Linked DNA regions of Homo sapiens: region 1 is linked to region 2. The links are chromatin contacts, found by Hi-C or POLR2A ChIA-PET in ENCODE. All regions are on one chromosome and are shown on one strand. The core of a region is the stretch at or near the end of the contact, and the rest is flanking DNA. Distances in the headings are between cores, read along the strand shown. Region 1 holds the start of TMEM39A (transmembrane protein 39A). Region 2 overlaps ARHGAP31 (Rho GTPase activating protein 31).

Region 1 (5,751 bases), core at 2,444-4,943, 110 kb after region 2:
ATCCTTCCTAAAACTATATTATAAGCTATCCGCTAGTTCTTTCATGTTTTCATACCTCGTCCCCAGGTCTTTTATAACAAATTATTCCAGCTGCTTGCTTCCCACCAAGAAAGAAATATAAAGCTTTCTTTTCCCCAAATAATTTCTCTAGGTAAACATGTCACAAATAATCACTCAATAATAGTCTTGGTGACTTTTCAAACCATAAACAATTATTTCTTTCATTTTAAAATGTTGGAAAATACTTTTTTCTACCCACTCCCTCCCTCCCCCCAGTTAATTGCTAAATAAACATATGTTAAAGGAGGAGAGAAAGGCAGATTAAAGCAACCATGGTTGGAACCTTGAATACCAGGATAGAAGAGCTACAGTGAAGGCAGAGAAAAGAATACCAAACCCAGTCAAGAGCCGAGGTATTTTCCGAACGTTCCTACTTCTTCCCAGTATACCATCTGCAGACTCTAAGTGCAAGCAGAAGCATCTACAAATGACATTTTCATTGGCTTTCAGTTCTTTTTAATAGCAGAACGCTTTATTTTCCTTTCCTCATGATATTTTACATAGTATCTTAATATTTAAAACACATAGGAAAATGAGTCAGTCTAATTAAAAGAAGACGAGGAAAACTCAAGCCTAGACTGTTAGGCTTGCCTGATCCATTTTCCCTTCTAAGCCCTCCTACAGCAACCCCTGAGACACTGAAGAGGGATTTCATGGGACAGTCTAAGAACATTTTTATCTAGAGAACATAATTATCTAGAGGAATCCTCAAAGCCAAAGTCAAAGAGAACGAACAAAGAACTGCTAGAGTTAGGAGGCAAAGTTAGAATTTTTTAGTTGGCTAGAATCCTAGTTAGGGACAGCTAAGATTTTCTATCACAATTTGAAAGTACTGAATCAATAAGTTGATAGCATATATTAATAAAATTAAGGCATGTACCTCAAAGAGCAAACAACTTTTATCTCAATACCTATATTAGATAGTACCTTTCTTCAAAAGCATTTTCGCATATTCTCATTCTTATTTTTAAGTATATAAAATAATACTTATTTGTAGAAATTTTGTAAAATTCAGTAAAGTTTTTTAAAGTTACTGCAATTTACTACTTCATTTATTTCAACATCCTGCTATGATGCAAACAGTACCATCATTTTTAAAATAAGGAAATCCAACGAACGGCAGAGTAAAAAATACTCTAGCATAAACTAGTTACTCTGTATACATACATAAACAAAACTCGGATTAAAAATTAGTATGAGAATCGGAGACTGGAAAAATCCCTTCAAACTGGAATTTCAGGGAGAGCTCCACTGAAATGATGAGATCAGAACTAATTTTAAAGATTGGGTGGAAGAGGGATTGGAAAGTCAGGAAAAAAAAAGGACAAAGGTCAGGCCTAGAAAACAAAAGTGCATAAATACCATTAGACAGGCCTGAAAATACAGTAGTACTGATTGCTAGCTCTGAAAATTAAAATCAAGACAAGAGAAAAACTTTTTTCAGGGAGGAAGGAGAAATTAGCTGGCAGAAAATATCTTGAGCAAATACTTCATTAGGTAAAAGTATCTCTTTGAACTGCTACATTATCAAACCTCCTGATGGCATGGGCTAACCCAGCTAAAAAACAGCTAACATTTATTAAGACCAAACAATTTTTTGACAATTTAAAATCCTTGATGGAATTTGACTTATAATTTGCCCTCTAAAAAAAGAATGCTTATAAGTAGATAAACCATCACACTTACCTTGTATTTTCATTCACTTCTCCCTTCTTCTAATAGATAAAAAGGGGATAACAAGAATTTAGATGATCAGCCAAAATAAAGAATGGGACTGCTTTCACTTTGTGGGCCCCATTTCACATCTTTTTACCTCCAAAGTATTTTGGAATTCTGAATTTTGTCTTGAAGGGCAGGATTTCTACCACAGTGTCAAGAATAAATCTCAATAAGCAAATATCTGAATGACATGATGACTTTTATGTTAGTCTTACTGATCAAAGGACATTAAAATTATATATAGCCTTATTTTTTCTTTACCTGTTTCTCAAGCCTGTTCCATTGCCACAGCCTCCACCAACCAAAGTCTGCAAAGAAGGTAAAGCTGAACGGCTTAGCTGTTGCCGACTAGGGCCCCTCCTTCCACCGGGCATGTCCAGGAACCAGTCTGCTTCCAGTGCCACCTGTAGTTGCAACCCAGGTTAATGGTTGTCAACCAGTTTCAACTCTGAACGACAACAAAAACATTTAAACATCAGTAGACTATTTTTAAAGTAGGCAACAAAACAACGACAAACACTGAGTAAGCAGGCCTTACAAAATAAGATTTTCAAACGAATGTTCCCAGTGTCTACTACTTACGTTATTCGAATTAAAGGACTACTCAGACTCTAATGGGTCAAAAGCCTAAGTTCTGATCTAAGCTCTGTTCAGCTTTAGGCAAGTGATGATTTGTGTCTTTTGTCAACTGATTTGTATCATCTGTAAGATATTATAATCAAATAGAAGTTTACAAGAAACATCACACCTTATACATTTCCAGCTCAATGTTTCACACTTAAACTACTTGAAATATAGAAGAATTGGCACTTTATAAAACATTAGGTTTTGTTATCAAGGGATATGGCTTGTGAGCTCAGATGGTCACATATTATCTGACCTTATCCGGATAAGTTAACTTCTGAGTGTGTTCTTCTGAGTGTGTTTCTTCAAGGGGGGGGGGCGGGGGGGGGGAGTGTCCCCTGTTCTGCAGAGGTTGTCAGGACTGAGGAAGTGGAATGAAAGGGTACCAGTAGTTCTTTTAACAGTTTAAAAGTAAAACTGTTCGAGTGGTATCTCTATATGTTAGGGTTAAAATATTGAAAGAAACTCTTCAAGGGGATGCCCGCTCCAGAAAAGCTGGTGTAAAATCATACAGAAATTACTGAAACTGCAAGATTAAGAAGCAAGTAAAAGATAAAGATCCTCACTGGAAAAAAAAAAAAAAGCTCTTTTCATCATTCTACGGCAAAAATCATGATTCTGTCAACATGGATACCAATGTTTCCTAAACAATACAACTAAAACCCAAGGATGACACTGGAAAAAACCCGTGTTTTCAAATGCTCCCTATTCCTAACAGCCTTCGGCTGTAAACTAACCCCAAGTCAAACAAAGCATTCAAACCGCTGGATGCAGGGGCTGCTGGTCCTTGCTCCATTAACAAGCAAAGGGAAAGAAAAGTGCAGGGAAAAAACTGGGACGGAAGAGGTGAGAGTATGCGGTGTGGTGGACTGCAGGAGACCACAAACTTCAACAGACTGGTCCCTAAGAGAAGTCGGCAGAAAGGTAGACAAAGCAGTCTCCGCCGCACACCCAAGAGGGCCGAGGCAGGTCCAGGACAGCCGGACCTTGGGGCAGCTCAGTAATACTCACGCATGGAAGAGTCCCAGCCGGTGGGGCGGGGTCCCTAGAAAGCGGCGACAACTTTACAGACTGGACCCCAGGTAAGGGAACTCCCTCCCAGCGTTGGAACGCTGCAAACCAGCTGCTTGGACGCAGGCAGCCCCCGCCTAGAGAATCAAGAAAAGGTGTCCAGGCTTCGGGCTGCCAGACTCAGACCCAGACTCCGACGCAGTTCCAGTGCCAGAGCTAAAGCTAGAGCCAGAGCCTGATACTTCAGCACCCATCCCTAGCCTCCATTACCGCGGAGCTGAGCAGACGTGGCAGCGCACGGCGATGACGTCAGCTACGCGACCGCGGTCTGCCCCAGCCGCGAGTGCGTCCCCGGAATCAGCCGGCACGACAACCCCTACCATTTGCACCTGCGCAGTGGGGCGCGCCTTCTCCTCTTAACTCGCGGTCCCGCCCCTTCCGGCCAGTGTTGGCCAAAGCATTTCCTCTTTCGGCCTCAGTCAGCTAGCGGCTGCTAGGTGCGGGCACCATGCTACTGATCCTTCTTGCTGTCTCTTGGACTCCATGTAGTAACCATGTACAAGTTATCACCGCCATTTTACAGATGAGTGTAGATTAGGAGGTGTCACCTAGGGTCACGTTACTGCTAAGTGAGGGAGCCCAAGTCATGAAGTCATGCGTCAGCATCCAACCCTGCGCTTATTGTTTGCTAAGAACTAGACAGATGCTGTGGTTACAAAGCGAATACCACAAAAGCTCAGAGTCTAGTGGAAGAGAGGCGACACTAAGAAAATACAGTAATTACCATTTGTTACAATATTAAAAGTGTGTCCAAGGTCCAGAGATAGCATGTAACACTAACGAATTCTGTGGGATGGTGGTGATGTCAATACCAAGAAAAGCTTTGCAGAGAGCTTGGGGTTTCAGCCAAGACTCCACAAAGGCATAGGGGCTTTGTGGGAGAATGGCAGTCCTCCTGGAGAAGTGGCAGATAAAAAGGTAAAGATCTGTGAGCAACGTCATCTTGAGTTCAGGAATTGACAATAGTTTGGTATTAGAAGAAGATAAGAGTGTCAAAAGGAGCATTTGTGTAATCTTTCACTCCAGAGATTTTAATCTCCTTAATAGAAAGTTGTTTGTATTGATTGAATGATTAACCTTTATTAAGAATTTTGTTGTGTCAGGCACTGGATTAGTAGCTTTACACATTTCATTTAAATCTCACATTTTGATAGCTTCTACTATGGTTATTATTTTACAGAAGAAACTGAAGTTAAGAGAAGTTAAGTAGCTTGTTGAAAATAGCCTGCCTGGCCAGGCAGGGTGGCTCATGACTGTAATTCCAACACTGGGAGGCCAAGGCAGGAGGATCACTTGAGCCCAAGAGTTTGAGACCACCCTGAGCAATATAGTGGAACCTTGTCTCTATGAAAAAAGTAAAAAAATAAATCGGGCATGGTGGCTCACACCTGTAGTCCCAGCTACTTGGGAGGCTGAGGTGGGAGGATCACTTGAGCCCTGGAGGTCAAGTTTGCAGTGAGCCGAGATTGTGCCACTGCACTCCAGCCTGGGCAACAGAGAGAGACCCTGTCTCAAAAATAATAATAATAATAATAGAAAAAAAAGAAAATAGCCTGGCTAATAAGAGCCAGAACCAGAATTTAGAGCCAGAATGACTGATATCGAAACCAGTAAAGTTGCTAATATTCCCAAATATTCCTAATGTCCTAATGTACCACAGAGCTGTCACTTAGGAATACACACAAGTCTCCAACTTAGGATGGTTTGACTCACAATTTTTCAACTTTATGATGGTGCAAAACCAACACTCATTCAGTAGAAACTGTACTTCCAGTACTCGTACAACCATTCTGGTTTTTTTTTCATTTTTAAATACAGTCATGTGTCCCATAATGATGTTTCAATGAAAGACCACATAAATGATGGTGAGCCCATGAGAGTATAATAAAACTGAAAAACTCCTATTGCCTAATGATGTAGCTGTCTTTATGTTGTAGTGCAATGTATCCTGGTGTACACAAACCTGCACTACCAGTTGTATAAAAGTATAGCACATACAATTATGTACAGTATAACATACTAAATAATGATAATAAATTACTTTGTTACTGGTTTATATATTTACTATACTATACATTTATTGTTATTTTAGATTGTACTCCTTCTACTTATTTTAAAAAAATGAAAGTTAACTGTAAAACAACCTCAGGCAGGTCTTTCAGAAGGTATTCCAGAAGAAGGCATTGTTATCCTAGGAGATGGCAGTTCCATGTGTGTTCTTGACCCTGAAGATCTTCCAGAGGGACAAGATGTGGAGGTGAAAGATGGTGATATTGA
Region 2 (5,367 bases), core at 1,016-3,515:
TAGGGGAATTCAAAGAAGAGGAAAGTTACTCTCCTAAAAGGTCAAGAATCTCATACGTGTAGATTAGGGCAAGAATCCATGTTTCTTAATTTGTTATCTAAGTCGTTCTCTCTCATCAAGTTGCACTTAGTTGTGAAGTCAGTCTCTACCTTCTGCTGCTTTCTGGTCTTCCTCATTCTTGGTCTGTGACTTGGTTTCCCTAGTGTGGAGGTTATGCTTATAAAATGTACTGGAAAGTGCATGAATTTTGGATTCAAACAGACTTATAACTGCACCCCAGTTTGCCACTAGCTGTTTGAGCTTGGACAAGTTGTCTAACCATACAGAATGTTAGCTTCCCATCTGAAAATAGGAGTAGTAATGCCTACATCTCAGAGTTTTAAGAATTAAATGAAATAATGATGGTTAATTCATCCCCATAAGCACCCATGAGGTATGCAAGAAAAAAAAAGAGAGGTGGCCTGGACACACTCAGAGTAGAAAAAAATTTACATTGTCCTCATTCTTAAGATGATCAGTGTTAGTGAAGCATACAGTTCAAGAAACAAGTTTGCTTCTCTCTCATTAATCTGCTCAGTTCACGACCTTCTCCCCTGGGGCTCACTCTCAGGCACATGCGGCCGTTCTCTGTATCCATTAGCACTTAAGAGCCTCCACCAGTGGTATCCCAAGGAGCAGGTGGCAAGAAAGCTGCTCATCCAGTAAATAAAACTTTGATCAGGTGATTCCACTGATGTGTGCTTTATGCAGTTAAACTGAGGATTTAAATGATTTTAAATGAGTTGTTGTTGCCTAGGAATGTGCTGGGGATTGACTGAGATCTTTCTGTCCTCCATCAGCAGCCCCATGGAGTGAGTGATGTCTCCCCCTACAAATCTCCTAATAACAAAGCTTTCTCCACAGACAGTAGAAAGGATGAACCACATAAGCCTTTATCAATTACACAAAGCACAGCAGCTTCATCAATGGGACAAAACCCTTCTGTACAGTTTCTATGTACAAGATGAATAGGGCCAGCTCTAAGACCAAGGTCACATGGGGATGTCTTGCAGGTTTGTTTTCTATGTTCACAGCATTTGAATCTTTTTCTCTACTCAGCACCACCCTTCCTCAGCCACAACCACTCCCACCCCAAACACACACACCCAGAGGCACCCTGTGGGAGTCCCTCTTAAGCTCTCCCCACTGGCTCATTCGCTACTGATGACTTGTGGACCCAGACACTTTCATCACTCTCAACCAGTCTTTTATGTGTGAGTCAGATAGGCTCTTACCTTTCCTAAAGAAATTTCAGGCAACAGCTAGAGAAGAGTGAGTCCTCTCACTTCCCCTTTCGTTGACGAACCACGAGAGGTTGTCCCTTCTGACCCTAAAGGGACTCCTTATTTTTTTCTTTTTGTGGCAAGTCTTTTCTTCTAGATTACCTCCCCTCCCTCTTCCCACACACACACACACACAAAAGCCTATTTCTTTGAAGGGAAGAACTTCAGGGTTGGCCCTGATGAGGAAGCTGAAGGTCTAGTCCCAAAGCTGCCAGTATTGGACATTATTCTACAGGCAATGGGAAGCTATTGATTGTTTTGGTGTAGGGGAGCTTTATCATCAAGGTAGTGTTTTAGAAAGATTTATCTGGAAGTAGAGATCAAGATAGAATGCAATCTTCCCAGACAGTCAGTAAAAATGCCCCCAAGTTCCCTAATGTTTCTCTTCCACTGGACTGGTCTAGTCAGCATTCCTGGAATTCACCACATTATTTCTTGCCTTTCACCTTGTTTATACTATTCTCTGTTTCCTGCCCCAAAAGAAAGTGTATGACATTTACTAAGTACTTATTATATGCTAGGCACTTAGATGAGCGGTCTGCATGTATTGTAATGTATATTGCGTCACGTCAATTACATCATATGATAGCATCTCACATCATATCAAATCATTCCTCTGCACCAGTGTCAGAGTTCTTATTGCAGCACCTTGACTGGTTGTTTATCCACTTAGCTCACAACACTGTGAGCCCCTGAGCATGAGGGTCCTGTCTCAGCACTCCCCAACGTGGTCCCTCTCAAGACAGCTGGCTCTCTAAAAACGCACACAATTTCCTGTTCTTGTTCAACATCTAAAAGCTCTGCCTGACTTCCCCACCAGCTGTAATCTTTTTAAAAGAACTTTTGTTACAATTTTTGTGCCTGTCTAGGGCCCTTAGCATATTTTGTTTGATATGTTCATACTGGCCAAGTGACGTAATACCTCTGAGCTTCAGTTTCTTCATTTACAAAACAGAGATAAATACCTCCCTCATAAGGTGACTGTGAGGATTGCACTGGGTACAAATAATGGATAAGAAGTGTATAGCTAGGCTGGGCACGGTGGCTCACGCCTGTAAGCCCAGCACTTTGGGAGGCCAAGGCGGGTGGATCACGAGATCAGGAGTTCAAGACCAGCCTGGCCAAGATGGTGAAACCCTGTCTCTACTAAAAATACATGGTGGTATGGGCCTGTAATCCCAGCTGCTCCAGAGGCTGAGGCAGAGAATTGCTTAAACCTGGAAGGACGGAGGTTGCAGTGAGCCAAGATTGCACCACTGCACTCCAGCCTGGGTGACAGAGCAAGACTCCATCTCAAAAAAAAAAAAAAAAAAAAAAGTGTGTAGCTCAGGGACCACTGCATACTAGTTTCACAATAATTACCCATTCCCTTCTTGGCTTCTTGAAGGCAAAGATCTTATTACCTTTTGTTCCTCTAGATGGGCCCTCAGTGCATCTGCTTTGGTAGAAGGAGAATCGCTGTCATTGGGAAAGAGACAGCATTGACAGCAGAGACCTGAGGGCCCCGGCAGGGATAAGTCACAGAGTGGACCAGAGGAGGACCTGGACACCTCTGCAGGAAAGTGCTGGTTTGGCTTGGCATCTGAGAGCCTAAAAATGAGGAGGGCAGGGACCCCCACCCGGGGAACCGGGCTCCAGGCTGCCTTGCTCAGCAGGATAGCAGAGCTAGTCCTCAGCCATCCCAGGCCAGCAGGTTGGGCAAATATTTCTGCTTCACAAGGGGTAATAACCTCAACAGGGTCACTGGAAAGGACTTCAGCAAACATTTAGAACTTGGGTCACTGATTTCAGAAGCCCCTCCATCTTCCTAAATGAAACTTGTTTTGTAAAATCCCATTTCTTTCTTTTAAAAAAAATGCTTTTACTATATCCCCTTCACAGAAAATTTAGAAAAGCAAAATTAAAAATAGAGAAAAGCAAAAATCATTGATTTTCTACCACTTAGCAGTAACTACTATTAACATTTCAGTGTGTGTGTGTGGTTTGTGTGTGTGTGTGTGTGTGTGTGTGTGTGGTTTTTATGTGTGTGTGTGAGGCAGAGTTTCGCCCTTGTTGCCCAGGCTAAAGTGCAGTGGTGCCATCTCAGCTCACTGCAACCTCCGCCTGCCTCCTGGGTTCAAGTGATTCTCCTGCCTCAGCCTCCCGAGTAGCTGGTATTACAGGCACCCGCCACCATGCCGGGCTAATTTTTTTTTTTTTTTTTTTTGTATTTTTTAGCAGAGATGGAGTTTCACCATGTTGGTCAGGCTGGTCTTGAACTCCTGACCTCAGGTGATCCACCTGCCATTGTGTGTCATTTTTTATTATTTAATATACTGGGGAAGAGGTAGTTTTTAAAGAGACATTCTGTACTCTATATTTATATATAATTTTAATTTTTCAAACTTTTTTGCTATTTTTTTTTCAAAAGGAACTTAAAAATAGATATTAACCATGAGCTGTTGAACACTTAAAGATCAGACCTGTAGTGGTAGGATTTCAGGCATTTTGGCAGTCAACGGCAAGGAGCCAATCCACTCTCCTCAAATCACACCTCCAAAGTTGCCACTATAGGACCTGCCTTCCTGTTGGGGAGTGTTTGAACCATGGTAGGTGTAGCTTGGGGCTTTTTCTATTCTTCATCACTTGTGGTATCACAGAAAAAGCATGGGCTTTGGCAGCACACACACCTGGGTTTGGATCCCAACTCTGGCACTTCCTAGCTCCAGGCCATTGGGCAATTTATCTATTCTCTCTGAGAATCAACTTTCCTATTTTCAAAATGGAGATCATTTTGTCTGTTTCATGGGTTGTCTACAGTTATAGAATGGAGAATGCTATAAAACAAACAAACAAATAAAAACCCACCTAAAGCCATGCTTGACACTTAGTAACTATTTTCTTTGAGGAATCCAGATAGCAAAGGAGCCCAGAAAATCCATCTGGAGAAAAATGACCAAGCTCCTGTTCAGGAAAACATTTTGAGTGCTTCTGTTTTCTTTTTTTTTTTTTTAATTTCTTTTTTTTTATTATACTTTAAGTTTTAGGGTACATGTGCACAACGTGCAGGTTTGTTACATAGGTATACATGTGCCATGTTGGTGTGCTGCACTCATTAACTCGTCATTTGCATTAGGTATATCTCTAATGCTATCCCTCCCCTATCCCCCCATCTCACGACAGGCCCCGGTGTGTGATGTTCCCCACCCTGTGTCCAAGTGTTCTCATTGTTCAATTCCGACCTATGAATGAGAACATGTGGTGTTTGGTTTTCTGTCTTTGCGATAGTTTGCTCAGAATGATGGTTTCCAGCTTCATCCATGTCCCTACAAAGGACATGAACTCATCCTTTTTTATGGCTGCATAGTATTCCATGGTGTATATGTGCCACATTTTCTTAATCCAGTCTATCACTGATGGACATTTGGATTGGTTCCAAGTCTTTGCTATTGTGAATAGAGAGTACTTCTGTTTTCAAGGCTATTCTAGATGAATAAGACACGGGACTGTCCTCATTGTCCCCAAGGAGCTCACAACTTAGTAATGGAGATGAATCAGAAACAAGCAACACCTCACACTTGGTGCTAGACACAGAGTAGGCTTGCAGTAAATATCTGCAGGATTAAATTTATTCGACAATTTTCTTCAGAAAAGGTAATATATTCCTATAGTTCAAAATTCAAAAGTACAAAAGAATATACAGTGAGAAGTCTCTCTCTTACTCAAAGGGCTAGCCCCAGCTTCCAGTTTCTTTCCTGTAGACAACTAAAATTATTGCTTTCTTATGTATTCTTCCATAGATATTGAATGCATATATAAATAGATGTGCATATTTAATCTTTCATTCTCTCTTAACAACAACAACAAAAAAAACCATGGCTGGGCACGGTGGCTCACACCTATAATCCCAGCACTTTGGGAGGCCGAGGCAGGTAGATCACCTGAGGTCGGGAGTTCAAGACCAGCCTGGCCAACATAGTGAAACCCAGTCTCCACTAAAAATACAAAAATTAGCCAGGTGTGGTGGCACACACCTGTAATCCCAGCTACTCAGGAGGCTAAGGCA

The links. Hi-C counts contacts between places; a loop is a spot of excess contacts on that map. ChIA-PET counts read pairs that join two places held with the same protein, here RNA polymerase II (POLR2A). Pooled maps may share reads with other maps.
Region 1: a loop to region 2 is called in a map of CD14-positive monocyte, with 2.5 times the contacts of the local background. The contact joins the promoter of TMEM39A here to the enhancer-like site in region 2. A Hi-C loop is called at or near these places in 1 of 168 maps with a recorded cell type or tissue (CD14-positive monocyte), 2 of 37 single-sample maps with no recorded cell type and 10 of 50 pooled maps. POLR2A ChIA-PET finds 5 or more read pairs at or near these places in 14 of 52 experiments (AG04450, CD4-positive, alpha-beta T cell, Caco-2 and 9 more).

The regions. Positions count from the first base shown.
Region 1 is chr3:119,459,922-119,465,672 of GRCh38, forward strand. TMEM39A (transmembrane protein 39A) reads right to left here and starts at 3,694. Exons shown (of 9, transcript NM_018266.3): 1 at 3,415-3,694; 2 at 2,041-2,227. The coding sequence starts at 2,153. RefSeq lists enhancers at 3,365-3,854, 3,885-3,944.
Region 2 is chr3:119,351,171-119,356,537 of GRCh38, forward strand. All of the region lies in intron 1 of ARHGAP31 (Rho GTPase activating protein 31), which reads left to right. Among named protein-coding and RNA genes, the nearest start is that of ARHGAP31-AS1, 31 kb to the left of the region's middle. RefSeq lists enhancers at 398-1,095, 893-942. Within about 2 kb of position 2,266, at least 8 of the 41 ENCODE cell types and tissues checked have a DNase peak (open chromatin) inside an H3K27ac peak, as active enhancers do; they include CD14-positive monocyte, GM12878 and OCI-LY7, where a contact is called at or near this core.